Linked DNA regions of Homo sapiens: region 1 is linked to region 2. Evidence: read pairs that join two places in POLR2A ChIA-PET (ENCODE). Cell type or tissue: B cell. All regions are shown on one strand. Links, peaks and the distances in the headings refer to the core of each region. The heading gives the core; the rest is flanking DNA. Region 1 holds the start of LOC102724765 (a long non-coding RNA gene). Region 2 overlaps RIPOR2 (RHO family interacting cell polarization regulator 2).

Evidence for each region. Peaks named below come from ENCODE experiments on the same cell type or tissue, not always from the same donor. Only the 100,000 strongest peaks of a DNase experiment are listed, where the experiment ranks them.
Region 1: POLR2A ChIA-PET joins it to region 2 with 8 read pairs; 2 of 35 experiments call an interaction of 5 or more read pairs at or near these places.

The regions. Positions count from the first base shown.
Region 1 is chr6:25,028,681-25,044,097 of GRCh38, forward strand. LOC102724765 (a long non-coding RNA gene) reads right to left here and starts at 7,461. Exons shown (of 2, transcript NR_187803.1): 1 at 7,302-7,461. It also overlaps a transcript of RIPOR2 not described here and the pseudogene RN7SL334P. In B cell, for the core only: no CTCF peak of the experiment used is centred there; DNase peaks (open chromatin) are centred at 5,921, 6,911 and 7,431; H3K4me3 peaks cover 2,365 bases; H3K27ac peaks cover 3,547 bases.
Region 2 is chr6:24,796,733-24,812,149 of GRCh38, forward strand. It overlaps RIPOR2 (RHO family interacting cell polarization regulator 2), which reads right to left. Exons shown (of 22, transcript NM_001286445.3): 21 at 12,985-13,075; 22 at 7,552-9,741. The coding sequence ends at 9,641. ARMH2 (armadillo like helical domain containing 2) reads right to left here and starts at 2,185. Exons shown (of 2, transcript NM_001282492.2): 1 at 1,861-2,185; 2 at 603-1,105. The coding sequence starts at 2,125. The coding sequence ends at 678. In B cell, for the core only: no CTCF peak of the experiment used is centred there; no DNase peak of the experiment used is centred there.

The DNA.
Region 1 (15,417 bases), core at 4,653-9,652, 230 kb after region 2:
AAAATTGGGGGGCAGGGATAGTACAGATCCTTCTAGCTCCTCAGGGTAGTTGTGAGTCTCCAATGAGATAATGCATGTGAAATCACTTCCACCACTAAGAATGTGAAGTTTTAATCAATTTTATCAGGTTGACACATTAGGGCCCTTCATCTGGTCCACACCAGGGTGGGAAAGTATGGGGAATAGTGGATCTGATTTGATGTGGGATGAGGTAAGGAAAGGCCCTGAGAATGGAGCTCTGTCTAGGACTGAGAGAAGGCACCATTGTTCAGTACAACTGGAGGCAGCAGAGTGCTGGGAGAGGGTGCCCTCAAAGAAATGACGAGGGCCGGGTATGGTGGCTCACGCCTGTAATCCTAGCAATTTGGGAGGCCGAGGCAGGTGGATCATGAATTCAAGAGATCGAGACCATCCTGGCCAACATGGTGAAACCCCGTCTCTACTAAAAACACAAAAAATTAGCCGGGCATGGTGGCGCGCATCTGTAGTCCCAAGTACTCGGGAGGCTGAGGCAAGAGAATGGCTTGAACTCGGGAGGTGGAGGTTGCAGTGAGCCGAGATCGCGACACTGCACTCCAGCCTGGCGACAGAGCAAGACTCCATCCCAGCTACTTGGGAGGCTAAGGCAGGAGAATGGCGTGAACCCGGGAGGCGGAGCTTGCTGCAGTGAGCCGAGATCGCGCCGCTGCACTCCAACCTGGACGACAGAGCGAGACTCCGTCTCAAAAAAGAAAAAAAAAAAAAAAAAAAAAAGAAGAAGAAGTAATGAAAAAAGGGGTGGATAGGAAACCAAGAACAAACTCTGGCCTGGACACAAAGGAATGTTCATGTATTGACTGTACCGAGAGAGTGAGTGGTCTGACTGATGCCTCACAGATGAGCAGGGGCAAGACCAGGAAGCAAGTCCCATACCCTGAGCTGGGACCCTCCGTGCCCCACATCACTTCTCAGATGACACAGAAATAGAGACAGCACTGGGAGTGAGGGCGAAGGAAAAAAACTATGTAGCCTTACCCTGAAGATTATGCTTCTCATCTTAAAAAAACCAGATATCTTCATTTTGTAACTGCTGTGGGGAAATAGAAGAAAATTGATTTTTTTGTCCTTTGAGGGAATTATAATGATGTCTGGGCTACTCAGTTAAAAGCTGGGTTAAAAACATGAAGTTAAACTATATGCTTTTCTTAAGAGATCAAGATATTCTTTCACTCTTTCCCTTCTGTGTGCAGGATGTTATTGTTTTAGATTGAAAACACACTTTTAACTCAAGGTAGGGAAAGAAAATGGAGTGGGAGAACTAGACAGCCAGAAAGCTCTTCAAACCTAGTGGGACTCGTGGTTCCTCCATAACTTGGTCTTAGCATGACAGGACCGTTACAGCCTCCACTATAGTGTCTCTCCCCTCTCTCCCATCCTTGTTCTTCTGTATCCTCCTACCTCTGCTTGTCTGTGTCAGCCTGGCTGCAGGTCTTAAATGGGGGGAAAAGATCTCTGTTTTCTGTACAGGTTGTATAATCATATACAATGTCAAAGAAAAAAATGTAGGGTTGACGACTGGCCTAATACATTCTGAATCATAATCATTTACTGCTGATTGAATAAACTGTCCCTTCGTAGTTGCCACTGATGATATTCCCAGGGTACACATGAGGTGGAGTGGGATTCAGAGGGTTCAGAGTCCCTCGTTTGCTCAGAGCTTCCCCTGAGAGAGGACCAGAGCTATGGATAGAATTGGGGTGCCCCAGAACTTGGGGGTTGTCCCCTCTGATGATCATGTTTACTCATGCTTTTTGGTGATTAGAGTTCTTACCACTTGCAAATAACTATACTTTATAAGAATACATCTAATAATGGGATACTACTCAGCAATGAAGAGGAACAAATGTGCATGCAACATCTTGGATCATGTTAAGTGAAAGAAGCAAGACTCAAAAGGCTACATACTGTATGATTCTGTTTATGAGATATTCTGGCTTTTTTTTAAAAGGCATAGGGTCTTGCTGTTTTTCGTTGTTGTTGTTTGTTTGTTTTCTTTGAGACGGAGTTTGGCTCTTGTTGCCCAGGCTGGAGTGCAATGGCGTGATCTCGGTTCACTGCAACCTCTGCCTCTTGTGTTCAAGTGATTCTTATGCCTCAGCCTCGCAAGTAGCTGGGATTACAGGCATATACCACCATGCCCGGCTAATTTTGTATTTTTAGTAGAGGCGGGGTTTCTCCGTGTTTTCAGACTGGTCTCGAACTCCTGACCTCAGGTGATCCATCCACCTCTGCCTCCCAAAATGCTGGGATTACAGATGTGAGCCACTGCACCCAGCGCCGGGGTCTTGCAATTGCACTTGCCCAGGCTGGAGTGTAGTGGCTATTCACAAGCACGATCCCACTACTGACCAGTACAGGAGTTTTTACCTGCTCTGTGTTTGACCTGGGCCAGTTCACCTCTCCTTAGGCAACCTGGTGGTCCCTCGCTCCCAGGAGGTCACCATATTGATGTTAAACTTAGTGCACACACCCGGTCAGCAGAGCACACTATACCCCAGAACTCCTGGGCTCAAGCCATCCTCCCGAGTAGCTGGGACTACAGGCCTGTGCCACTGTAACTGGCTTATGAGATATTCTGGAAAAGCCAAAATGATAAGGACAGAAAACAGATCACTGGTTGACAAGAGCTGGGGAAAAGGATTGACTCCAAAGGGGCATGAAGGAATGTCTGGGGTGATGGAACTCTTCTATATCTTCATTGTTGTGGTGGTTACACGACTATAGGTGTTTGTCAAGACTCATAGGACTGCTCACTAAAAAGTATGCTGTGCTCTATGTAATTACACCTCAATAAACATGACTAAAAATTTTTTTAAACTATGAACAAAGATTGACTGATATATATATATATATACATATATATGAGTGTTTAGAATAAAGTATACAGATGTCTGCAATTTATTTTTAAAGCATTAAAAATAAGATTTATCAAAGGATTGATAGATAGGTATATGGTTAGGTATGTGATGTAGGTGGTAGTTATATATATATATATATATATATATATATATATATATATATATATATATATAAAATATCCATAGAATATATATATATTCTATGGATATCCATAGAATATATATAATATCCATAGAACATATATATTATATATAATACAAAAAGGTTATATATATATTTAGTATATTCACTGTATAATTATTTCAACTTTTCTATATGTGAAACGTATTAATAATAAAATGTTGGAAAACATTTGAAAATACATCTAATGTATTTTCTTCACCACCTATGCCATTTAGAGGGTTGCTTGTAGACCCATACACTTGCTTTCATACTCTCTGATGAGTTCAAGAGTACTCTCCCTCTCCCCTTCAAACCATCCTAATAGGAGTAAAGTTTCCCTTGGTCCAGAGGGGAAGAGCTGAGCTCTTGGGGTTCTTTGCCGACTCACTTACATGAATTTACTGTCCTCCCTTTGATGCGGTATCAGCAAGCGAATCCTTTATGGTGTTTTTTTTTTTTTCACTTGCTTGAAAATTGAAGGATTGGATTAATTTCACTCAATTTGTAACAAACCTCAGGGAACAAGCTTTGGACAGCAGCAATTCAAAGTGTTAGCAAGTATCTCAGACTCCGTTTTTCTTGATATTGCCTGGTTCTTTCTGCAGGCTCAGGCTTTGTGTGCCTCTTTCCATCCCACCCTGTAATGGAGATAAGAACTAAGCCACCTGCTCCCAAGCACAAGAACCTCTCTGGTGCCTCAGAAACCAGGCACCCCTGGAGCCAACCCTTGATGGGATTGGAAATGGTCTTCTTTCCAAATCGCCCTCTGTTTGGTGGAGGATGAAAAGATCTCCCCTTCAAAGAGTATGTGAGGCATAGTTTTTTGATAATAGATATGCATACCTTCTCCCGATTACCCTGACCTTTAAAATAGCCCAGTTTCCAGCTGGAAACAGAAAGAGCAGCACAGCATGGCTGGAGAGTCACAGACATCAGGCCTCCATAAGTAAGTACGTGGACGGTTCAATTCCCAACCAATACAATCCGCTTTACAATTATAATCATTTTTTAATATTTAAGTGGTTCAGATTAGATACACTTAAAGTGTCCCAAACTCTACAAGCTTTCATTTGGATTTGGGTATATGGATCCTGTTTGAAGAAATGTATTGCTATTTATTGACATAAAAAGGTACCCAAGTTATGTTGTGAAATGAAACAGTAAGTTGTAGAACATGGTATTATTCTGATCCCACTTAAAAATATATTTAGCTCAGCACTTTGGGAGGCCAAGATGGGAAAATTGCTTGAGCCCACAAGTTCAAGACCAGCCTGGGCAACAGAGCAAGATTCTGTCTCTACAAAAAATTAAAAATTAGCCGGGCATGGTGGCACATTCCTGTGGTCCCAGCTGCTTGGGAGGCTGAGGTAGGAAGACGGCTTGATCCCAGGGGTTCGAGGCTGCAGTGAGGCTCCAGTGAGCCGCGACGGCGCCACACGCCTGGGTGACACAATGAGATCTCATCTCAAAAAAAAAAAAAAGTTTTATGGTTTTAGCTCTTATTTTTAACATTTAAAAAATGGATATTTAACTTAATGGGCTATAATCTATTAACATCATTGTTTATTTGATGCTCACAGTGTCCCAGTTTTGCCAGTAGAAGCCCCTCCAAGGCAGCTCCCCAGTCCTTTTGACAGATTCCCTTAATTTTTTGAGCACTTCTTTATTTTCTGGCACAAGGTGTTTCAGCCTCATCTTGTAATTTAACTGCTGCAGCCCTGGTATCAGCATTTTTCCAAGAAGCCCTCATTCCATTTGGTGTGAGTGATATTTAAAAACCAACATCTGGGTACTAAGTTGCTCATTGCTATTGGGTATTACTGCTTCTAGATCCTTTTAGTGGACAGAGCTAGGAAGTATCTGTGTCTGTCTGTCTGTCTAGATTATTCTAATTCCAGGGCAACAAATAGGATTCTTTTTTGTCTTCACTCATTTTATATTTGTATCTGCCTTCTCCCACAATGAGAACTCCCAACACATCCTACAGGCTCCCAACACATCCTGTAGGTACTTGTTTGCTTAGTTCTACAATACACAATATAGTTTTAGAATTGTTATAACTGTGGTCTACAAAAAACAAATCTGCTAAACAGAGTTTAAGATTTTTTTATTATTTTATTCTCTTTTTTTTGGTTTTTTGACTGAGGATATTTAGCCAAAGTATTGTGTTCAAATGTTACTTGGATTAATTCTTTTCTTTTTCTTCCATGTAGTTGTGCTATTCATTTGAAATACAGTTCATTGGTTTCTGTTTGCATTCAATTTGCATTTTTTCTCATACTTGTTTATTTAATTTTATTTTTGAATGTATAGAGAATTGGTAACGTTTTAAAACAAACTACAAAAAGGTTTTATATATATATATATTTAGTATATTTTACAAAAGAAATGGGAGTGCTACGCTGTACGGGGTGAGGGCTGGGAATTCTAGATGACTTTCTCTCTGTTGTATGTTTCTGTATTGTTTGATTTTTATACAACATGCGCATATTAGCTTTGTATTAGATGAAAACAAAATCAAGACATATTTTTCAGTGCTACTGCCCAAGTTTACAGTTTTGACAACTGTTGGGGGGGTGGGTAGGGTAGGAGGGGGTAAGGGGTGTGTATATAGTTAACATGTTCTTACGCAGTGAAACAATTTCTTGGATCTTGCTATTTCAGAGGAAAAACTGGTACTCACATAGTGGGTTGAATCTAGGCTAACATATTTCAAGATGCTTTGCATTCCCTAAGATCCTCCTTACCCCCAACTTGATACACTAGCTTAATGCTTCTGAGAAAATTTGCTATTCTGGTAATTTTCTGTTACCAACCAGAGACCAAGTTATCATTCTAGTGATTAACTTTTGGGCTCTTTAGATCCTTCATCAAACAAACAACCTGAGAATTACAGACTTCAGAATCCATCGAGGCTCTGAGTTCTCTAATCCCTCTGCTGGTTTCATTTTCTTTTTTATGTTTGTTAGCTGTATTTGTATTTGCTGCTTCTTCCTCTCCTTTCCTTTTCCCTCCACACCCTCTCTTTTGTCCATCCTCGGCTGGAGACAGCTAAAATATCTGTCCAGATCATGTACATACAAAGAGAGCACTTTCTCAACCAACGGACCTCCCTGAATTATTCAAAGTACCTTCCATTCTCCAGTTTCCCATCATTTTTCTTCCTTGACAGTATAAACTGGAATTGGACATTTGGCAATTGTACCCATGGATTTAATCATTCAGGCAGGAAGGAAGAGGGTAAGCCTTCTACAGAAGCAAGTATTCTTCTGAATGATGAGAAAATAGGTAACAACATGTTTGAAGGTATATAAATAATTTTTATGCCAGTATAAACACTAGGGTCCCTAAAACAAAAAGCATTCTCTGTAATTGGCAGAGCTGTTGGTAAACAAGATTCAGAACTGGGGAGAAACCCAGGCTTTGTGGGGCCCAGCCGCCTGTTGTCTGGGATGAGGCTGTTAATGGATAAACTTAGCAGGTGTCTAGACTGAAACCCAGGAAAATATGTGACCTATGAATTATACAGAATGTTCTAAAAGGTTTCTTTCTTTTTTATACTTGGGGTAAACTCCTCACTGACCTCCTCTCAAATCTTTAAGCTTGTAGCTTAAAAGAAACAGAAACCAAGAGAGGAATTTTCCTGGTATATCCTTCTCCACTTCAGAGCAGAGAAGCCCAGCCTGAAGCCTAAAATCGCAGCACAAGGGATTTGTCAGTCAGTAGCAATTCTGTTGGTCAGAACGGCAGCAAGAGACCAAATCAGCAGGTTGGAAACGGCAGCAACACGGTTTCTGCTGTGGTCTGGGACACTTGGGTGCTTGTATCCACGCTGAAAAGCTAAATCTGCAACCGTAGTGCCTCCCCATACCGGTACAAAATCCCAGAGTGGAGGAGGCCGGGGGAGAAACATGAGTGTGGTCAAGGCCTGACCCTTGCCAGATAACAGGTGAGCCAGGACAGAAAGCTGATAGGAAGCTGGGCTGCTCTGTAAATTGACGCTGGATCTCTCTGCAAGCAGGGGCCATCTGCAGAGTGGGTAGCCTTGTGCAGATGGAGGACTGTGGGAGAGGTGCCCACATATTCTTCCTATCCCGGGCCCCTCTGTCTCCCTGAGATCTTGCCTTCAGGTTCTCATCTGAAGACAGTGGTATTTAGAAGAAAATCTAAGACTGTTTCTATGAATCAGAGTGCCTTCCAGAGCTGCACGTGCAGTGAGGAATAGCCAGCTGGGTTCTTACCTCCTTGTGTAGAATTGTCAACCCAGGATGGTGGCAGACAGGAGAGCCCTCCTTCGAAGTCCCACAGCCCCAACCACAGTCCAGGGCATCGTCTGTGGGATTCAGACTGCTGCTTGACCAGGTCCCCTTGCCCAGTCACAATTAAGAATGCCATCACACTGAGTCAGGAGAATGGCCGGCGAAGCAGAACAAGACAATTAAGTCACATTGACACTGGGAGGAAGTCGCCAGTGGTATCTCTGAGACAGCAGATTCCCTAATCTCAAGTGCATATCAGCTTTGTCACTGTTGTCTTTTCAGTGGGACAGAGAAAACTCATTTCCATTCCTCTGATTGGAGTCCACAAAAAGTGCTAACCAGTGGCTGCCTCCATCAAAGCTCTACCTAACAGAGTTCAACGGGTTTTTGTTTTGTTTTGTTTTGTTTTTTGAGACAGCATTTGCGCTGTCACCTAGGCTGGAGTGCAGTGGCATGATCATAGCTCAGTGTAACCTCCAGTTCCTAAGTTCAATCAATCCTCCTGCCTCAGCCTCCTGAGTAGCTGGGTTTACAGGCACACACCACCATGCCCACTAACTTAAAAAAAAATGTTTATAGAGACAGGATCTTGCTATGTTGCCAGGCTGGTCTCTAATTCCTGGCCTCGAGTGATCCTCCCACCTCAGCCTCCCAAAGCATTGGAATTACAGGTGTAAGCCACCACGCTAGGCTAGAGTTCAACTTTTTAAAGAGGCGAAACAAGTTCCAAGTGGGCTCTGTCATCTGGTTGCATTTACTTGTACTGAAAATAGCCTGGAGATCCTCTGTGGGGGCAAACACTCCATTTTCCCAGAAGAACAGGAGTCACACCCCTAGGGGCCAAGATCAGTTTTTCCCTAGTGTATCTGTGTTGCCTCCTGTGTGGTGTGGTGTAAGCCAGCTGAATGTGAGGGTAGGGTGCCTGGCTGAGGAAGATGGGGATGCCTTCTCCAGTATGACATGTCTCCCATTATTTTGGGAAAAAATGTGGAGGTGGCAATGGTAAGCCCTTCATACTGCCTCAAATGCCACTATTACCATTTTTAGGCCCTCAGCTCCCAATAGCTACATTGCCAGGAACTGTGCTAGGCACTTGACATATTTTATGTCTTTTAATCCCCTCCAATAACAATGGGAGGTGGGTGTTACTGTAATAAGCATTTTAAGGTTGAGGAAGTGGGCATTCAGGGAGGTGGAATAAATTGCCCACAGGCCAACAGCTAAGAAGTTGTAGAAGCAGGATTTGAAGCCAAATCTCCTGGTTGTCAAAGCTTATATACTTTTCAGGGTTTCTTTCCTTTAATCGCCCACCCCAACTGTGGCAGACTAAAGGAAAGAAAGGCTCTCGGGGCATTCAGTTATCTGTGCCCACCCCTCATTCCCGTGCCCTGCCCTGACCCTGCTGTCATCATGTAGAAGGCCCAGGCACCCACGGGCTGTTGCTGTGTCTATACTCCTCTTTACCTGGGCAGGTCACAGGTAAGCAGCTTGACAGGGTTTACAGGACACCAGATAGGTCCTTCTCCCGAATGTCTGCTCAGTATCACACATGTGTGTCTTTGTAGTGACCTTTGGCCTCTTTTAAAATTCAAATATCCCTAAGAAGGGTAACATATTACCGTTCTCATACCTTGGTTTGATTATTATTATTATTTTTTTACTACACTGCTATGGACTAGAAAAGAAAATAAATATTTCATTACAGATTCTGGGGGTGAAAGGAAGAAGTGAGGAAGGCTTAGGGAAGATGAACTTTGGGATCCATTGCTTTACTATGAGTTTAATTTTGATGGAACCCAAACGGTTATTGAGTAGATGAGGTACCAGGTATTTTACTAAGGGTTACAGGCATGCAGAGCTTATTAAGGATTTGTTCTCACCTGGGGAGATTTGAATATGGTCCGGGTATTAAATAATATGTGGGGATCATTGTTAATTTTATTACGCAGTTATGTAGAAAAATGTACTTATTTTTTAGAGACGCTCTTACTAAAATGTCATAATGTCTGATTTATTTTTAAATGTTTCAACAGGAAATTAGATGAAGCAAATATGGCAAAATGTTAATAATTGTTAAATTTAGGTGATAGATATATAAGATTCATTATACTATTTTCTCAACTTTACTGAATGTTTGAAAATTCTCATAATAAAAAGTAAAACAAAAACAAACAAATGAGCAAACAAAAAACCTAAAGCTTTCCAGTAGCTCAAAATCGAAGTTCTATTGCAAAGATGACAATTAGGTTTTGTAGTAAGCAGAATTTGAAGATGGCCCCACGATTCTTGCCCCTTGGCATACAGGTTCTGTATAGTTCTTGAACCTTGGGTATAAATATGATGAGATTTTACTTCTGTGATTAGATTATGTTATATGGCAAAAATGAGGGATTTTTCAAATGTAATTAAAGTCCTTGATCAGTCAATTTTTAACTAATCAAAAGAGAGATTATCCTGGGTGGGCCTGACCTAATCAGGTGAGCCCTTTAAAGAAGAGTCTATAAGCAGCAAAAGACCCTTGTTGGCCTTGAGGAAGCAAACTACCATGTTATGGAGAGGGTCATGTGGCAGAGAACAATGGGTGGCCTTTAGTTGCTGAAGGCCTCAGGCCTACAACTGCAAGGAACTAAATTCTGCCCACAACCATTGAGCTTGGAAGGAGACCCTGAGCCTTAGATGAGATTGCAGCCCCAGAGAACACCTTCATTGCAGCCTTGGGAGACCCTGAGCAGAGAATCCAGCTAATTCATGCCCATGGAAGCTGTGAGATAAAAAATGTATGTTGTTTTAAGGCAATAAACTTGTGGTAATTTGTTACAAAGCACTAGAAAACAAACATAAATTTCAACCAGTGAGGCAATTCTAATTGATTAGACATGGCAGCTTAAGGCACTATATTAGAAAGGATTCCAAGCCAGGGCCTGGCCCCCGTGGGGAAAAAGGAGAGAGCTGTGGTTGATTACCAATGTCTGCATGGGCATGGAAATGGACAGTGGTGGCACATGTCCCTCCTATCGCCATTCAAGGTCCCTCTGTGTATTTAAAGAAAAGGGGTTTACTAATTTATTTTTCTTAATGACAAAATAACCCCAAAGGATTATATAACTTGAGTCCCCAAGTTGGAGGAAACGCTGACCTATGAGAAAAGCTTCAGAGAAAGAAGACAGGAAACGTTATCAAAGCAGATTTTAGCAGCTGCAAAATATTGTTGAGGGCCACCCTTGCAGGCTGACATTTGCAGTGATAAGCGTCCTTCCCTCGCAGGTGTCTTCACTCTTTCTCCCTTTCCACTTTCTCTGATTCGCTGCCTGCAAACATGCACAGGTCTTTTGTGAGTTGGAAAATGCAACCCTCCAAAAATGTCACTTGATCCTGTTCCTGTTTCTAACTCACACTGACTCTCATGCAGCAGGGCTCTTGACCATCCTGGAAGAATATCAGAATTCCCTCCTTAGGCATTATGCCAAAGAGGTCAGGACCAGCCTGCTTAATGTTGAGCTTACATTCAACATCTATTAATATATCATTTCATATTAAAACCATGCAGAAATCAGCACAGTATTCAGATGTTAGTCTCAAAATTTAAGTGAAATTTCTGTAGTAAAGCAGGCTTTTCTGATAACTCTTATTTTAAGAGTATAGGCCGACTTCCCATCCATACTAGTGAAACCATGCAGATCCATAATCCAGCTTTTCTCAGTGACGGATTCCATAACGGAGGTATTGGATTAAAACTTAGGATCACAACTAATTTCCTACAGATATAGAATGAAGTTTCATAAAAACTGGAATTTAAATTTAAGGTACGCGCAAGTAAAAGAAACATGATCAAGAAGGTAAAGGCCCAGAGAAAACTGATGGCTTCTTCAATTATATCAAAGAAAAAGAAGTATTTTGCTTGATGCAAATTGTTTGCTTGTCTTTGAATTGTCATTTGGAATCCAACCAGCTCAGCTTGCCTCCGAAACTAGTAGACTGTGACTATTTTGGATACATGTTCCTAAGCCACTCATTCATCTTAATTTAATTGTCTATACCAGGGGCTTTTAACACATAAGGAAGAGTTGCCAACATATAACTAGGCATCTAGGCATAAAGAACACTGTGTGATAGACTTCTACTTTTTTTTTTTTTTTAGATGGAGTTTCGCTCATCGCCCAGGCTGGAGTACAATGGCACAATCTCCGCTCACTGCAATCTCCGCCTCTTGGGTTCAAGCGATTCTCCAGTCTCAGCCTCTTGAGTAGTTGGGATTACAGGTGCCCACCACCACGCCTGGCTAATTTTTGTATTTTTAGTAGAGATGGGGTTTTACCATGTTGGCCAGGCTGCTCTTCAACTCCTCACCTCAGGTGATCTGCCCAACTCGGCCTCCCAAAGTGTTGGAATTACAGGCGTGAGCCACCGCGCCCGGCCTGTGTGATGGACTTCTAATGAGAACAACACCTAGCACATAAACCAGGGCTTGGCTACTGGTGGTCCACAGTTGTCACACGTTGCCTCAGAACATTGGTATTACATATTTAAAATTCAAAGAATAAACTGCCAACATTTAAACTTGAGAGCTTTCACATAGAAATTAGTGTTTCTTGCTTTTTTTTTTTTTTTTCGAGACAGAGTTTCGCTGTTGTTGCCCAGGCTAGAGTGCAATGGCACGATCTCAGCTCACCGCAACCTCCACCTCCTGGGTTCAAGTGATTCTCATGCCTCAGCCTCCTGAGTAGCTGGGATTACAGGCGTCCACCACCACGCCCGGCTAATTTTTGTATTTTTAGTAGAGACAGGGTTTCACCATGTTGGCCAGGGTGGTCTCGATCTCTTGACGTCATGATCCTCCCGCCTTGGCCTCCCAAAGTGCTGGGATTACAGGCATGAGCTACCGCATCTGCCTGCTTTTTTTGAAAAATTGGAAAATCCACCAACCTCTACCCCATTCCTCATGGAAACAATCTGATGGCATTGAATGGTGGGTGCCCCACTATGATGGGACACATATTTCCCCATTTGCTGCACCCTCTACCACTGCCTATTGCTACCTCATATTGAGGCCAAATGTCAGTTGTCATTTATCATCATGCTTTCACTATCATTTTTCTCACAACAGAGACAGGAAGAAAGTGAACTATTCCTTACCCCTGTGAAAACAGACCCCTTTCACTCATTCTTCTTAGCAGCCCAGCCCTCCACCCATTTGAATTTGCTGACATCTGAGATAAATAAACATCTCTAAAAACAGACACACACAAATTTGTTACTTGTTCATGAGAAATGGTCTTGGCATACATAGGAAATGCTTTTTCATTCTCAGATTACTCCAGCACTAAAAACTCCCTTTTGGTTAGAGTTCCTGTCTACTCAGTTGTGAGTTTGATAATTTAAGAAGCATACAATTGGGCCCTTTAAAGGAAATATGACTCACTGATCCTTGAATTTCACCTCATCTAGCGACACTGCTGATAACCTGTTTGATTCAGATGTTCCATTTTTTTCCCCACTGTAATAAACAAAAATTCCAATTCACATGACTCCTTGACCGATGTAAATATTTATTTGTATTTTCCATCTGGTTGGAGAAATAAAGAAAAGAGGCCCTGTGGCCCTGTCTTGCTCACCACTTGAAACAAAATGTATCTAGTTACCTCTAATTAGGATAGGGCTGGGAAGGAAATAGGAAGAGAGAGAGTCGGTAAAAAAATACCAAAGTCCATTGGAAAACGGAGCACAGGAAAGTGGAAGAGAGGAGGAAGGGGGAAAGATTGGAGAAGATTTGCAGAGGGCAAGAAATGAGTGTGTTGCGGGAAAGTGTGGAAAACAAAGGCAGAGAGTAGGTAACACCAGACGGGACACTCACGGTTGAGCTGGCGCCTCCGGATCCTGTCCCTCCATGGCCTGTTTCTGATCCAGTGTAATCGCGAAGGTAACACCATGGTCCCAACAGAGCGGCCTAAAACCTGCTCATGGCAAAGGAACAAAAGGGTCTTGCAGCTATCCTGGAAGTTAAGTCCAGACGTATAAAAATGAAAAAGAAAACTTAACCCCCCCCTTTTTGTTCTTTTCTTAAAAAAAAAAAAAAGAGTATTTGAGGCTTCCGTTGACTTCTTTTATCTTGTAACTTGCCTTGCCTTTCCTTCCCTTAACTTCCGACTGGCCCGAAGGCAGCTGCTGTGCTGGGCTGCCCTAGCCTCCTGTGCCATGTTTTATGCATGAAGATGATGGGGCGGTAATTTATTCAAGCAGAGACGATCACCGGGCTCCTGTGTCTGCCCTCGCGTCAGAGGAGCCGTGCAATGGCAGGGGGAGGGCAGGTGTGTCTGACTGCACGCAGGAATGGGCTGAAATGGGAATCCCTCTCTGTAGGCAGAAATGAAGAGCAGAGCTTTGCTGCTAGAGCTGAATCAGAGCAACACCCCTTACCTTTTAGGGCGTATGATTTATTTACTGCTGGGTCTCCGGTATCTAATATAGTGCCTGGCACTTGGTAGGTGAGCAATAAATATTTGTTGACTGAAAGAATGATTCGGTGATAACCAACATAAGTGATTTCATACTTTCTTTTTCACCAGTTAATCTGCCCAGTGCACTGTCTTCAAATATGTCTATTTGAATTTTCTCACCCATTCTTTTTCTCCACCTACGATCACACTTGCCCCTCACCTACTAGTTCATACTTCAAAGCCTCATTTTACATGAGGCTTTCCTGAAGCCATAGACATGGGGCTGTCCTCCACGCACCTATTGCTCTCACCTGCAGGTGGCCCATGTCTGCACTGCCCAAATTTGTTAGGCGTTTTGTTTGTTCTCTGATTTCTTTTAAAGCACGCATCCAGGCTGGATGAAGTAGCTCACACCTGTAATCTCAGCGCTTTGGGAGGCTGAGGTGGGAGGATCACTTGAGGCCAGGGCAACACAGCAGGACCCTATCTCTACAAAAAATTTTAAAATTAGTTGGTCTTGGTGGTGTGTGCCTATAGTCCCAGCTACTCCAGAGGCTGAGGCAGGAGGATTGCCTGAGGGAAGAGTTCAAGGTTGCAGTGAGCTATGATTGCACTTTTGCTCTCCAGCCTGGGCAACAGAGAAAGACTGTATGAAGAAAAAAGAGAAAAGAAAAAAAAATTGCCCACATTCAAATACTGAGTAAGCTTCTTGGTGGCGAGAACTGTATATTCCTCTTTCTGAGCTGCAACATACAGGGGTTTACATGGGGAAGTGGTACATCAAGGGGTGGTTTGGGGCAGTTTTAGTCAGCCCCCTAAATCTCCATCAGCTCCTCCTCAAAATTCCCCAAGTAAAAATACACTCTAACTAAATACATTATGTTGGCTATAATACCACACTTAGGTGCTACAGCCTCTTCCAAATATGTGGCTGAAGACTCTCTTACATAGACATTCTAAAGCTGCCCCTGGCAGGGGAAGCTCAGTACATTGATTGCTTACTTTGTTCCAAGCTTTTCCTCTGTGCAATGTCAGATTGCTCCAGAGAACAAACAGTTATTGATCAAGGCCTCAGGAGTAGTCTTGCCCTGAGGATGGAACTGAAAAAAGTGACACCCAAGTTACCAAATTTAGCCCAAGATAACCCATAAACTTGCTGATGGCAGAAACTCTGTCATTTATCTTTTGTGTCTCTCATGGTGCCAGAAGCAGAGGGACTGGGGGAAACTACCAAGAGATGGGAGTCAAAAGGCTTGTAATTGCAACTGACCAGGTGAGTGCTTTAGGCACATCTCTTGGTCTCGGTGTCTTGTTTTCTTCACTTAGAATGGGAATGACCTACAGATTTCAGAGTTGTCAAGAGGAAATGAGATCAAGTAACTCTTTAGAAGTTGGTAGGATACTGGACTGGCACCCAAGAGCTCAGGCTCCCCTTCTGTCACTATGTCTGGTGGTAAAGAGAGTGCATTCCAGAGCAGAAATGCCTGGGTGCAAACTCGTAGCACCCTATTTAGTATCTTCATGACATTAACATCCTTATGCCTCAGTCTCTTAATCTATAAAATGTGAGGATAAGAATGAGGGCCGCTGCCTTAGGGTTATGCTGATGACTTCATGAGTAAATACATGCTAAGGACTAAGACTTGTGTTTAGCATAGAGGAAT
Region 2 (15,417 bases), core at 3,879-8,878:
GGGTGGTGCCAGCTGATCCATCAGAATGCAGGATCTGAAAAATACCTCAAATACCAATCTTAGGTTTTTCAATACTAATCTGTAGGTGCAACCGGGGAGGTTGGAATCTTGTGGCCTCTGGCTGTATGACTCCTGAGCCATAATTTCCAGTCTGTGGCTAATGTGTTAGTTTTATAAAAGCAGTCTGGTCCCCAAGCAAGGAGGGAGTTTGTTTCAGGGAAGAGTCTAGGTAATCATCTTTGTTTCATAGTTAAACTATGAACTAAATTCTTCCCAAAGTTAGTTTGGCCTATGCCCAGGAATGAACAAGGGCAGCTTAGAGGTTAGAAGCAAGATGGCGTCAGTGAGGTCAGCTTTCTTTCGCTGTCAGATTTTTCTCACTGTCATCATTTTTGCAAAGGTGGTTTCATTCATATTCCGCATTGTATCTAACTGCGTGCTTTAACATCTTTATTTCCTAATGGGAAAGAATACACTCATGAGCAAGCTCAATGGGCTCTCTCTACGAGGTAATTTTAAACAGCATTTCTTTTCTGAAGTTTGATTATTGCAGTTAACTGTATGAAAATCTATACAGAACTCTTCAACTACAAAGGAAAACATCGATTTTTATTGTTTATTTCAGTTTTCCAGGGTAATACACAGAGAGCTGCAACATGTAACTGGATTTAGAGAAACTAATTCCTATGAAAACCAATTAGGAAATACAGCACCTCTGCAAAATTCTCTGTCCATCCAGACCAATTCTCAGCAGCCAACATTTGCAAATGATATTTTAGAGCACTGTGGTCTTTAAGCTCCTTGACGCAAGACAAGTTATTGCATGTCATGACAGAGAGAACGTAACAAGTCCAAAATTTAAGGAGGAGGTAGCTGTTTGTTTCACTTTTGATAGTAGACTCGAATCTGCCTTCAAAAAAACTAATGAGAATAGGAATAAATTGCAGACTTTTGGCTCTTTTCTGGCTGACAGGGTTTAAGTAACACCAACATGCCACACTCTGGAGCAGCAGGATCTTTATTTTTGGTGCCAACTCCTCATCTTGCAACAAGTGAGCCACTTCTTCCATGTACTCAGCTGCAAAGTTCCCAGCAGGTGGTCCTCCTGTAAAACAAGCATTTGCATTTCCAGAAGTATTTGGTGTATCTATTAGCTAGTAACACTTTGGAATGCTTATATGTTCATATTCTTGTTGCCCTGTAGAGGATACTTTGGATACTTTGAATTTTCCTGTCGTTTTCCCCCACCTCCCACGCTGCTGCCATGAAGACCAGAAAGTGTGTGTTGATAAGCAAGCAGTGATATGAAAAACCTGGGAAGGTCTCTGCTTGCTGGTCTCCTCCCTGGTTCCTTTAAGCAAGCACCCAGGAGTGAGTATTTCTTTCTTTCCTTTTTTTTTTGAGACGGAGTTTTGCTCTTTTTGCCCAGGCTGGAGTGCAATGGCACGATCTCAGCTCACTGCAACCTCTGCCTCCCGGGTTCAAGCGATTCTCCTACCTCAGCCTCTCGAGTAGCTGGTATTACAGGCATGCACCACCATGCCCAGCTAATTTTTTGTATTTTTAGTAGAGACGGGGTTTCACCATGTTGATCAGCTGGTCTTGAACTCCAGACCTCAGGTGATTCACCCACCTTGGCCTCACAAAGTGCTGGGATTACAGGCGTGAGCCACCGTGCCTGGCCAAGAGTGAGTATTTCAAGGTGAATAAAACCTGGTTGTGTTCGCTTAGCAAATATCCCTCATCCAATGAAATGTTATCAGAATTTTAAGATTACAGCTAAGAAAAATTACTAAACTACAGTGTTATAAAATGAGTGTCGTGAAACACTCATTTTAGCACAGCCATTTAGATCAGTACCTGTGAAGGCCAGCAGTCCAATTTTCTGGGCAGCTTGAGCTCTCTTCTCAATGGGTAGAGATTCATTCATCAACACTTGGCCAAGTACAACAATTTTTTCCTCATGAAAATAAGTCTCAGCTGAAGGGATTTTTTTTTCCTTCTTCTTAACAAAAAAGCCCTTAACAGTGACACGCCAGAATTTCTGGAGACGCCGACACAGCCCCGCAAAATACCCATACATCTTAACCCAAATTTGCGTACAAGAAAATCGGCTGTTAGCCATTGTGTAAAAAGGCCAGTGGTCCTTCAGGTACACCACTGGCAGTCACAGGAGTTCACAGTCAAGAACTCTGGAATGCATCACTTAGCAACACTGTGGAATGGAATATACAAACCAGGGGAAAGCAATATATGCCTAAATTCTTCAGCTTGTCATTGAAAGCCTTCTACTATTTGGACTAAACAATTTTACTTTCATTTCTCTGGTGTACAAAACCTCAACTTAAACTTGTTTCCCGTAATGCGCATGAATCTCACTACTGTCTTTGAACCTTTGCTCAGGCAGGGTATATTTGGAACTTGCCCGTTCTAGTCTGATTATTCCCACATGTACTTTGCTTCTTTCCATTGATCTTTCATAGTATTGTTACCTCTTTTGCTTGTTTGCTACCCAAAGAGAGTTCTCTACATCATAGATTTATCTTATTTTGCTGAGAAAATAGAAGCAATGAAAAGAGAACTTGCATAACTCTTACCAGTGCATCCACCCACCTATCTGCGTCTACGGTACCCATAGACTCTGTCTTTCCTCCTGTTACTGTGGATACCCTCTCTGTTTGTGCAGTAGATGTCAATCAGCTCCTCTCACCTCACTCAAGGATGTTGCTCTTCGGTTCTTCTCTTATCTTGGTAATTTTTCCATCTCAACTGGACCCTTTGCATTATCAACAAACACGCTGTGCTTTTTTTCTCATTAAAGAAAGAAAACTCTCTTGACTTCATATGCTTTCTTCCCACAGCGACTGCACATTCACTTCCCTGCTCTCCTTTACAGTACAGCTCTTTAAAGAGCTGCTATACTCACCATCTCCAGTCTTTCTCATTCTTTCTTGGATGAATTCCAAACAAGATTTCAACCCCATGACTCCACTGACATTGCCTGTCAGGGTCATTGAATTGTCAGTCTTTGACATTTGACACTCCTTTCTCTCTGAAACACTTTTCACCCAGCTTCTAAGATACCACACTCCTAATTTTTCTCCTCCTGGCCACTCATCATTTTCCTTTACTGGTTCCTCTTCTTATGACCTCTAAATATTGGAGGGCCCAAGGCTCATCAGTCTTTGTATGTGTTCTTCTTTTCTTTTCTTTTCTTTTTCTTTTTCTTTTTTTTTTTTTTTGAGTCATGGTCTGTCTGTGTCCCCCAGGCTGGAGTGCAGTGGCATGATCTTGGCCCACTGTAGCCTCGACCTCCTGGACTCAGGTGATCCCCCCACCTCAGCCTTCTGAGTATCTGGGACCACAGGTGCACACTACCATGCCCAGCTAAATTTTTTGTAGGGATGAGGTTTTGCCATGTTGCCCAGGCTGGTCTTGAACTCCTGGGCTCAAACAATCCACCAACCTAGGCTTCCTAAATGCTGGGATTACAGGCGTAAGCCACCATGCCCGGTCCTTTTTTCTTTATCTATACTTCCTAGATAAGATCAAGCAGTTTATGGCTTTAACTATTACCCATATGCTGAAGACTCCCAGTTATATATATTATATATTATATATATATTAATTATATGTATATATAATTTTTTTTGAGACATGTTCCCCTGTTGCCCAGGCTGGAGTGCAGTGGCCCAATCATAGCTCATTGCAGCCTTGATCTCCTGGGCTCAAGTGATCCTCCTGCCTCAACTTCCTGAGTAGCAGGGACTGTAGGCCACCACACCTAGCAAATTTTTAATTTTTTTTTTTTTAAGAAATGGGGGTCTCACTATGTTGTCCAGGCTGTTTTGAACTCCTAGCTTCAAGCAATCCTCCCACCTTTGCCTCCCAAAGTGCTGTGATTATAGGCATGAGCCACTACGCCTGCTCCAATTTTATATCTTTAACTGGATTTCTCACCTGAACTCCAGACTCGTATTCAGTCACAAGCTTGATATCCCCATTTGAATGTCCAAGACGCTTTTCAGTTTTAACATGTCCAAAACAGAGTTCCAGGTCTTCCTCCCTAGACTGGCTGCCTCTCAGTTTCTATATCTTGGAAGATGGTATTACATCCTTCTAGTTGTTCAGGTAAAAAATTCTAGATTCATCCTTGGCTTCTATCTATCTCACATCTCATTTTCAACTTATCAATGAATGTACTGGCTCTACTTTAAAACATATCCCAAATTTGAGACATTCTACAGAATATACCTACATATGCTCTTCAAATATTTTAATGTGTGAAGGCTTAAAAAAATTGGGGTTACTCTGCTAGATTAAAAGAGCCTGAGAGACATGACAACTAAAATAAAAATGTAGGCCGGGTGCAGTGGCTCTCACCTGTAATCCCAGCACTTTGGGAGGCCAAAGCATGTGGATCATCTGAGGTCAGGAGTTCAAGACCAGCCTGGTCAATACAGTGAAACCCTTTTTCTACTAAAAATACAAAAATTAGCCAGGCGTGGTGGTGCACGCTTGTAATCCCAGCTACTCAGGAGGCTGAGGCAGGAGAATCACTTGAACCTGGGAGGTAGAGGTTGCAGTGAGCTGAGATCATGCCATTGCACTCCAACCTGGGTGACAAGAGTGAAGCTCCATCCCCAAAAAATAAAAAATAAAAAAATAAATGGCCAGGCGCGGTGGTGGCTCATGGTTGTAATGCCAGCACTTTGGGAGGCCGAGGTGGGCGGATCACCTGAGGTCAGGAGTTCAAGACCAGCCTGACCAACATGGCGAAACCCCGTCTCTACTAAAAATACACAATTAGCCGGGCGTGGTGGCGCATGCCTGTAATCCCAGCTACTCGGGAGGCTGAGGCAGGAGAATTGCTTGAACCCAGGAGGCAGAGGTTGCAGTGAGCCGAGATCGTGCCATTGCACTCCAGCCTGGGCAACAGGAGCGAAACTCCATCTTGAAAAATAAATAAATAAATAAAAATAAAAATGTAATCCCTGCTTGGATTCTGTACATAAACACGTGTGTATGTGTCTCTCTGTGTGTGTGTTTGTGTATGCTATAAAGGGTATTACTGGGACAATTGGGAAAAACAGACCTTCCTTGTCCAATAAGGTAGCCACACATGGCTATTTGAAATGTGACTAGTCTCAGTTGAGATGTGCTGTGAGTGCAACATGCACCCTGGACTTTGAAGACTTAGTAGGAAAAACTGTAAAATATTTCAATAATTTTTATATTGATCATATTTTGAAATGTTTTACATTAGGTTAAATAAAATATATTATTATAATTAATATCACCTGTTCTTTTTTCTTTGTCTTAAGTGTGGGTACTAGAAAATCCAAAACACCAAGCATGGCCTCTTTTCAAGGCTTTTGTACTTACTGTTGTGCAGGGGAGAAAACATCATTTCTTTTTTTCCCCTTTTTACATTTTTAGTTGAGACACTGTCCTGAAAATAAAAGTCAGATTAACAAAAGAAAAATAAACGGAAGTTTATTAATGTGTGTTGTACCCAATGTGCAGGAGAGACTTCAGTTCCAAAGTATTTCTCTCTCTAGGCAGTGGCTTAGGGGCTTTGCTTAAATAGCATTTTAACTAAGAGCCATGAATCCTATCTAGTGACAAGACAAAGAAAAGACCATCTTCAGGCTTCCGAAAGGTGAGAAAATGCCTGAAGGTAAGTTGATGGGAAGAGTAAAGTCTGTTCCTGGGTCCTCTGGCAGTGCTGTCTCTGAGCTCTGGTTATGAGCTGACCAAGGCAGAAAGGAGTGGCAGAATATGTCCCTGTTTTAACCTTTTCACTATAATCTCCAGCATTTTAGAGAGGAATATTTTAGTTGCCTCCAGTTGCCTCTGCCTGGAAGGTTCTTCCCAGAGATAATCCACGTGACTCATCCCAATAGCTCCTCGGGTCATTCCTCAAATGTAATTTTCTGTGAGGCCTTTGCACTCCTTTTTTTTTTTTTTTTTTTTTTTTTGACACAGGGTCTTGCTGTGTCACCCAGGCTAGAGTGCAGTGGCACGATCGTAGCTCACTGCAGCCTCAAACTCCTGGGCTCAAGCAATCCTCCTGCTTCAGCCTCCCAAGCAGTTGGGACCACTGGTGCACGCCACCACGTCCAGCTGGTTTTTAAAATTTTTGTAGAGATGGGAGTTTCAGTATGCCATGCAGACTGGTCTTGATTTCCTGGCTTCAAGGGATCCTCAGCCTTGGCCTCCCAAAGTGCTGGAATTACAGGTGTGAGCCACTGTGCCGGCCCCTGACTACTCTCTTTAAACTTGTGATCTTTGCTTTCTCCCTGTGTCTGTCTTCACCCCACCTTGTGCAATCATTTTTCCCCTTCTCTGCTTTGTTGTCTTCGCTTTGCCAGGATATAAGGCCTGGGAGGGCAGGGATTGTTGTGTCTTTTATTTTTCTCTACTACTCTATTTCCAGTGCCAAGAACAGTCCTTGGCATACACCTCGTTCATAGTAAGTAAGCAACAAATACTTGTTGAATGCATGAGAAGTTAGAGTTCTAATTTTTAGCAAACAATTATTATTCCTTGAACAAGGTGTACTTAGGACTGTCTCAAAATCAAAAGATAATATTTGTTTACTAAGAGGTACTGTCTCCAGGAAAAGTCAGGGATAAAAGTATTTTATTTGAGTTTTTCTGATACAGCGAGAAGTACTGGCATTTTTCAGTGAACTAAGGTTTACAATTTTACTTTACAATTTTGTAAAGTAACTAAGGCAATTTAGTTAAACAGTATAGTAGCAAACCTTATAGAGGAAAATGTTTGTACCACTGACTCAGTAAAAGCAATCACTGGTATTTAACGAGTCACTTGGTAAATACTGTCAGAGTTGAAAGTCAAGGGCTTCTTTGTGATGATGCTGGTGGGGTCTGAGTGGGAACAGAACATACACAAATCAGTGAAGGCACTTTTTATTTTTTTTTCCCCGAAACAGAATCTCACTCTGTTGCCCAGGCTGGAGTGCAGTGGCACGATCTTGGGGTAAGCCACCATGCCTATTTGCCCTCAAGGAGCTCACAGTCTCTGCTCATAGATACAACAGTGAAACTTAGCTGTTTTCTCTCCAATTAGCTTTACAACAAACTGAGATTTATTATCTCTATTTAGAGATAAAGGAATTTCAAATTGAAAATAAAAGCACGAGCTGTGGTGGCTCACACCTGTAATCCCAGCACTTTGGGAGCTCGAGGCGGGCAGATCACCTGAGGTTGGGAGTTCGAGACCAGCTGATCAACATGGAGAAACCCCATCTCTACTAAAAATACAAAATTAGCAGGGTGTGGTGGTGCATGCCTGCAATCCCAGCTACTCGAGAGGCTGAGGTGGGAGAATCGCTTGAACTCGGGAGGCGGAGGTTGCGGTGAGCCGAGATCGCACCGTTGCACTCCAGCCGGGGCAACAAGAGCAAAACTTCGTCTCAAAATAAATAAATAAAATAAAATAAAGGTGAAAATGAGGTGCAGTGTGTTCTGTAAATACCAACTCAGAAAGGGCATGTGAAAAAAAATAACATCAGACTGCACATGATGCTAGTAATTCAAAAATAATTTTTATTTTAACTTACATGACTGAAAGATCAATGAATACAAATGCCACACAACTAAAAGCACCCCTCAACCAAACATAAAATACAGAAGTGAATACAAAAGATCTGGAATTAATTACTCATGCAATAGTCAAAATAAAAAATAAAAAAATGACAAACCAAACACAAAATCCTGTAACATCTGTGTTTGACTTTCTATAAAAAGAACCATTTCAACCATTTAACATAAGCTATAGGCTATACCTCCTAACTACAGACTGTACAATGTACCTTTAAAGTGAAGGATGTATGAATATATATAATATTTATAAATATACAGATATGTACACGATAAGTTCACAGTTGAAAGAACCATTTGCCAGAAGCCTGGCAAACAATTTGCACTTTGAAATGAAATGAGTCCTTTTTAAAAGTCTTGCTAAAATGTAAATATTTAAAATGACATCTAAATGATACAAACACGTCCATAGTACAGTTGATATTCCACAGTTTAAATTACACTCACATATATTGTTTTGATACCTTGGCATACCCCACCTTGTACACTCTTTAGAGGAAGAAAAGATATTTTAATAAGAGCTACTGAATGGTCTTGTACTTTGCTTAATGAACTTGCATCTCTGATACTGAAGCAATAATGGGACCTGATGTTTGAACTATTTGGCCAGGGAATCCTACCAGTGAGTGATTTCCCTGGGGGCAGTAACCACCCCTCAGGATGTCCTTCTTTCTAATCCCACGGTCATTTTTACAGAAGGAGGGACCACTTTAAATGTTCCTCCACTCCTACTCCATTAGGATTTCTCTGACTTCTAGGTTCCTCCACCTCAAAGAGCATCACAGGTTTGTGAATCTACAGCTTTTGGTTTTGATTTGTCTTAGCAGCAAAACACCCCTATGGTAAGAATATCATAAAAAATAGCTCTCATTAATTAAAAAAAAAAAAGCATAAGCTTTGAGTTTTTTGTTTAAGTGTATAGGCATAATCTTAATGTAGTTCTTAGTCATTTACTTATCATTTTTCCATAATGGAAACATGATTTGGGAATTTTCAGGATGGGGAAAAGAAACAAAATAAATTATGGGAGTTTTTTGTTTTTTTTTTTGAGACTGGCTCTCATTCCTCTGTCACATGGGCTGGAGTGCAGTAGTGTAATCTCAGCTTACTGCAACCTCTGCCTCAAGTGATCCTCCCACCTCAGACTCCAGAGTAGCTGGGAGCACATAAAATTAAAACATCTAAACTCTCCTAATGGGTCATTTTGCCAGGTTCTGCAGGCAAACTTTTATTTGAAGATATTCTTTTTTGTGCTTTGTATTGAAAGTAAAGTTAGGTAGCTAAGGGGACTACTCAACCCTGAGAACACGACCGAGAAAAACTGCAAGGCATATGATGTTTGTCGAAGTATCACATGACTATTTCAAGCTTATAGAGAAACTTGCAAAAAAGTACAAAGATGGCTATTTTTAAATTTCATACATATTAAGATAAGATGGACTCTTTCACTGAGTATTATTAGACACAATCGACGATGTAATATATTTGAATTATACCATAGCCCTATTCTATATTGGCCAAAGGAAAAGTAGATAGGTACTGTGAAACGAGACTCTGAATTCTTTCTATAACATGTTTTTTTAGTTGTTGTTGTTGTTTTGTTTTTTGAGACAGGGTTTTGCTCTGTCACCCAGTCTGGAGTGCAGTGGGGCAATTATGGCTCACTGCAGCCTGAATCTTCTGGGCTCAAGCAATCCTCCCACCTTAGCCTCCCAAGTAGCTGGGACTACAGGTGCATGCCACCACGCCTGACTAATTAAACTATTTTTTTTGTAGAGACAGGGCCTTGCTATGTTGCCCAGGTTGGTCTTGAACCTCCTGGGCTTAAGCAATTCTCCTGCGTTGGCCTCCCAAAGTACTGGGATTACAGGCATGAGCCACTGCACCTGGCCTACATTTTTATTTCAGTTGTCGTGTCTCTCAGGCTCTAAACAATTTCCAGCCCAAACCACAGCACCATCCTGATGAAAAGGGCCAGATATTAAGACAGCTGTTAGGCAGTTAACCTGTAATTAAAAGGCTGTGGCAACTTCAGTTCCATGACGACCTCCGACTTTAACACAGTCTCGAGGAAATTTGTCCAATTGTTCATATGCCAGCCGCCCATCTTCTCCTAAATACAGAACATTAAACATGAATACCAATTCAAACAACGTTTTTATTAATTACTCAAAGTAACATAGTGCCATTTGTTTAGGGATGGGTTGCTATAATATGCTATGCTAACTTTTGGTAAGGAAAAGTTATCTTTTGTTATTCCTAATTATGTCATTGTTTTCCAGGTAATGCTTAGAACAACCAAGAACTTTTGAGCTAATTAATGCCAGAGACCAAAAGAATGCCAGGGTATGAAACAGAGTAGAAGTCTTATGGCCATTTGATGTTGATGATTTCATATAATCGATTTATTTTAGAGCAATTGTATGGATTATATTTTAAGTACATTAGGGATTTCAATATGGCTAATGCACTGAACTTTTACATAACTTTTACTTGTATACATTATATATCGATACATCTAAATGATATGTGGTAAAATCAATCTTAGGCTTTCAAACTTCAGCTAAAAATTACTTTTTACTATGTAAACATACAGAGATGCCTTCTACCAGCCACCAGCTAGTTCAGTTTTGTCCGTAACGCCACCTTGAACAGTTAGGATGCAATTGCAAATAATTTTAATGTTTTGTTCTATTTTTCTACTTTAAAAAATGATTTAGAAAATGAGAAAATAAAATGCAAAGACAAGTGATAAGAAGCAGGCTTTCATACATGTAATGCAAGTGAGACAAAGATGGAAATAGTTGTGCCTAATCAGAAGTTCAGCTGGGTGTGGTGGCTCACACCTGTAACCCCAGAACTTTGGGAAGCCAAGGTGAGTGGATCACTTGAGGTCACGAGTTTGAGACCAGCCTGATCAACACAGTGAAACCCCATCTCTACCAAAAAATACAAAAAAAGAGTTAGCTGGGTGTGGTGGAATCCACCTGTAGTCCCAGCTACTTGGGAGGCTGAGGCAGGAGAATTGCTTGAACTCGGGGGCAGAGGTTGCAATGAGACGAGATTGCATCATTGCACTCCAGCCTGGGTGATAGAGAGAGACTCCATGTTTAAGGTAGGCTAGGCTAAGCTATGATGTTCTGCAAGTAAGATGTATTAAGTGCATTTTTGACTTAACAGTATTTTCAACTTACAACGGGTTTATTGGGATGTAACCCCATTGTAAGTCAAGGAGCAGCTATCCTCAAAATTGAGTAAACTTAAAACTTCAGTTCCTCCATGGTGGCAAAGGTGAACAGCCCAACAGCCATTTAGGATGGCTGCTGTCATACTGGACAGTGCGCATATAGAACAATCCCATCACCATGGAGGGATCTGTTGGACAGCTCTAGGTTAAAATGTCGAAATCATTCCATACTAGTTGGTAAATAGTTGCAGCCCTGAGTCCTTTAAGTGCCCGCAATGACCTTCTGCCCTTTGTCATAGGGCATTTTATCAATTCCTATTGAAAATACTATCCTCACTATATTAATTCAGTCATTTGTGTAAGAGAAAAATGTGCCAGTATTTGTGTATTAGGGTCAAAGAAGATTCATAATATTGACTTCAGGGGGGTCTCAAACTTTATATTAGAATCACCTGGGAGGCTTCAAAAAATCCTTAAAAAATCCTGATGCCAAGGAACACTTAGACCAATGAAAGCAGAATCTTTGGGAGTAGATTGTTTAAGCTTCCCTGGCAAATGTGCAGCCAGTGTTGAGCACTGCACACTGGTGGTGTGAGAGGGCCCAGGGCTGATATGAGCAGTGTGCATGAAGAGCTAAGGTGAAGCAGGTATGGTGATGGCTTCTGGAGATGCTGCTGTTTGCACAGCTCCAGTGAGGCCCGGGGCACATTCTGTAGGATCAGCTTCCTTAGGTTACACTGGAAATAGAAGCTTCGTTGGCTATGCTTTATAAGCGCCTGGCTTACCTTCATGGTTATTTTAGAATATGAAGGGATAAAGGAGTTTAAACTAATAATACCTTGGTACATTTTTAGAGAATTAAATAATTTCTATGCCTAATACAACCATAAGGAATAACTTTTATTCTTTAAACAAATATATACTGGCTAAGATTTCTGTGGAAGAAATCATATATTCAATAGCAGAATGAAGCCTTGTTAAACCCATAATTGTAAGAAAGAGGGCCTAACAATAAATGGGATTTTCACAGTGATTATAAATGCCATGAGATTCTTCTTCATGTTGTTAAGTTAGTATCACTAAACAAGGGTAGCTTTTTTCTAAGCTGCAGTATTGATTGGATTATGTCTGAGGATTTCTAGGAGCATAGTTTTTATACTTTAAGATTGTGTTGTTGAAGTAAAATTATTTATAATAATTATTTATACTTTTTTCTTTTTTTTTTTTTTTGAGACAGAGTCTTGCTCTGTCACCCAGGCTGGAATACAGTGGCATGATCTCAGCTCACTGCAACCTCCGTTTCCTGGGTTCAAGTGATTCTCCTACCTCAGCCTCCCAAGTAGCTGGGACTACAGGTGCACCCCACCACACCTGGCTAATTTTTGTATTTTTAGTAGATACATGGTTTCATCATGTTGGCCAGGCTGGTCTCGAACTCTTGACCTCAAGTGATCCACTCACCTTGGCCTCCCAAAGTGCTGGGGTTACAGGGGTGAGCCACCAAACCCAGCTATTTATACTTTTTAATACAGAGTTAAGAAAGGCTTTCCCCACCCTCCCAAGTCCCCAAAAAAGAATAAATGTATAATGCCTGCTAGGCATGAACCTTCATAAAATAAAGTGAAGAGGAAGGATTATCTGGATATTTCAGAATAAAATAAGTACTCCAATTCTTTTCTTAGGTATCAGGGCTCAGATGGGCAGAGGCCACAGGGCAGTCAGAGGTTAACCTGGGAGTCAGGGTGAGGCTGAGATACCTGGGGATTTACAGCATTCCCTGGGATGCATCTCTGGTACCTCACCCAATTTCTGTCCTCCAGGGAATGTCAACCCCACCTGGCAACACAGCCTGGATTCCTATTGCCTTTGCTTTATGGTTTGACTTCTGTGTTCTTGATTCTAAATAGTACACAGACTGATCAATCCATATAGAAAGTCTCCAGACAATATAGTTCACTCTCAGCATCCAGACAGAACAAGGAGTTGGGGTGAGATAGACACTGATCAGTTCTTCGTACTCTGTGTGTGAGAAGACAGCCTACAGCGGGGAAACTGCTAAACAGGGTACATGAAACTTCTCCTTACTGGAGAAGGGAACATCTAAATGGGAACATCCGTTAGAGAGTGCCAGAAGCAAACAATCATGTAAACAACAACAATAAAACTCACCCAGAGACAAGAGGGTTTCTGAGGCCACATTTCTGATTTCTTCAGTATCAGATTGACACAATGTCACCAGCATTTTAATGCTTTCAGTAGCCTATGGGGGAAAAATAGGTTAAATCGTGTTTTGACATTTAGGTCTAGAGTACCACGAGACTTGGCATTTCACAACTGGTGGGAACTTTAGCCTCACTTTGTTGCCCAGGCTGGAGTGCAATGGAGCAATCATAGCTCACTGCAGCCTTGACCTCCTGGGCTCAAGCAATTCTCCTGCCTCAGCCTCCTGAGTAGCCAGGACTGATTTTTAATTTTTAACCTTTGGTACAGATGAGGTCTCACTATGTTGCCCAGGCTAGTCGAATTCTTCTGCCTTGGCCTCCTAATGTGGTGGGATTACAGGTGTAAGCCACTGTGCCCGGCCAGCTGGTAGGAATGCTAAAAACCACTTTACCTATGGGGTCAAACCTAGCTGAGTGTCTGAAACCCAATATTCCTGGGTGCCACTCCGGATGCACTATATCAGAATTTCCTGGGATGGGGCCCAGAGTTCTTACTTTCAGGAATTCTGATGATCAGCTAAATTCCTCATTCCACAGCACACTCCTGGTCTAGAGGAGTGAAGTGACGAGCTTGCTTTTCCAGAGTAGAATCCATTTTCCCTGGTTCTTTCCACTGAATCTCACTGATTCCAAAATGGCTCTAATTAAAAAATTCTTACTATTTAGTTTATATGCTAAAATAGAGGAGGAGGTAAAGGCCATTAATGACAATTCTTCTATTTGTTTGTTCCACAAATATTTATTGAGCACTCCATGAACCAGACTATTCATAAGGCATGAGAGATTCCACAGTAAACCAGACATGGTTCTGGTCCTCAAGAATTTACAGTCTAGTGGATTCAGAGTATGAAAACCCATGCAGATCACTGTATCCTTATGTCTTTATTTACTTTGTCTGTATCACAGACATCTGTCACTGATATATCACTGGATATCAGGAAAGCACCCAAATAGCAATCACTGTGGGCTTTCTATTTGGGCACCTGAAGGTAATTTTTTTTTTAACCAAGTAACAAGGCAAAATTTCCTACAGCTGTTTCTTTTTTTTTCTTTGAGACAGAGTCTCATTCAGTCACCCAGACTGGAGTACAGTGGCGTGATCTTGGCTCACTGCAACTTCTGTCTCCTGGGTTCAAGCGATTCTCCTGCCTCAGCCTCCTGAGTAGCTGGGATTACAGGTGTGCGCCACCACGCCTGGCTAATTTTTGTGTTTTCAGTAAGGATGAGGTTTCACCATGTTGGCCAGGCTGGTCTCAAACTCCTGACCTCAGGTGATCCACCGGCCTCAGCCTCCCAAAGTGCTGGGATTACAGGCATGAGCCACCATGCCTGGCCCTAGAGCTGTTTTTGATCACAGGCCATTAACTTTTTCTTTTGAGGTATTAATTCCTTTCTTTATCAGGCCTGCAGCTCTTTTCCAAGATTTTGGCAAGTTCTAAGGTGTGGCCTTCTCTCATTCTTTTTTTTTTTTTTTTTTTTTTTTTTTGAGATGGAGTCTCTGTCGCCCAGGTTGGAGTGCAGTGGTGCAATCTTGGCTCACTGAAACCTCTGTCTCCTGGATTCAAGCGATTCTCCTGCCTCAGCCTCCCCAGTAGCTGGGATTACAGGTGTGTGCCACCATGCCTGGCTAATTTTTTTTGTATTTTTAGTAGAGACGGGGTTTCATCATGTTGACCAGGCTGGTCTCGATCTCCTGACCTCAAGTGATACGCCTGCCTCAGCCTTCCAAAGTGCTGGGATTACAGGCATGAGCCACTGCACCTGGCCTTCTCTCATTCTTTTCTCAAGACTGATTTGTCTTATTTTTTTGTGATGAAAGTAGGTCAAACATTACATCTTGCCATTGAAAGGGAAACATCCATGTCAGGAGTTCCCATTCGTTTAGTACTTTTTTTTTTTTTTTTTTCTTTTTTTTTTTTTTAATTATACTCTAAGTTTTAGGGTACATGTGCACATTGTGCAGGTTAGTTACATATGTATACATGTGCCATGCTGGTGCGCTGCATCCACTAATGTGTCATCTAGCATTAGGTATATCTCCCAATGCTATCCCTCCCCCCTCCCCCGACCCCACCACAGTCCCCAGAGTGTGATATTCCCCTTCCTGTGTCCATGTGATCTCATTGTTCAATTCCCACCTATGAGTGAGAATATGCGGTGTTTGGTTTTTTGTTCTTGCGATAGTTTACTGAGAATGATGGTTTCCATTTTCATCCATGTCCCTACAAAGGATATGAACTCATCATTTTTTATGGCTGCATAGTATTCCATGGTGTATATGTGCCACATTTTCTTAATCCAGTCTATCATTGTTGGACATTTGGGTTGGTTCCAAGTCTTTGCTATTGTGAATAGTGCCGCAATAAACATACGTGTGCAT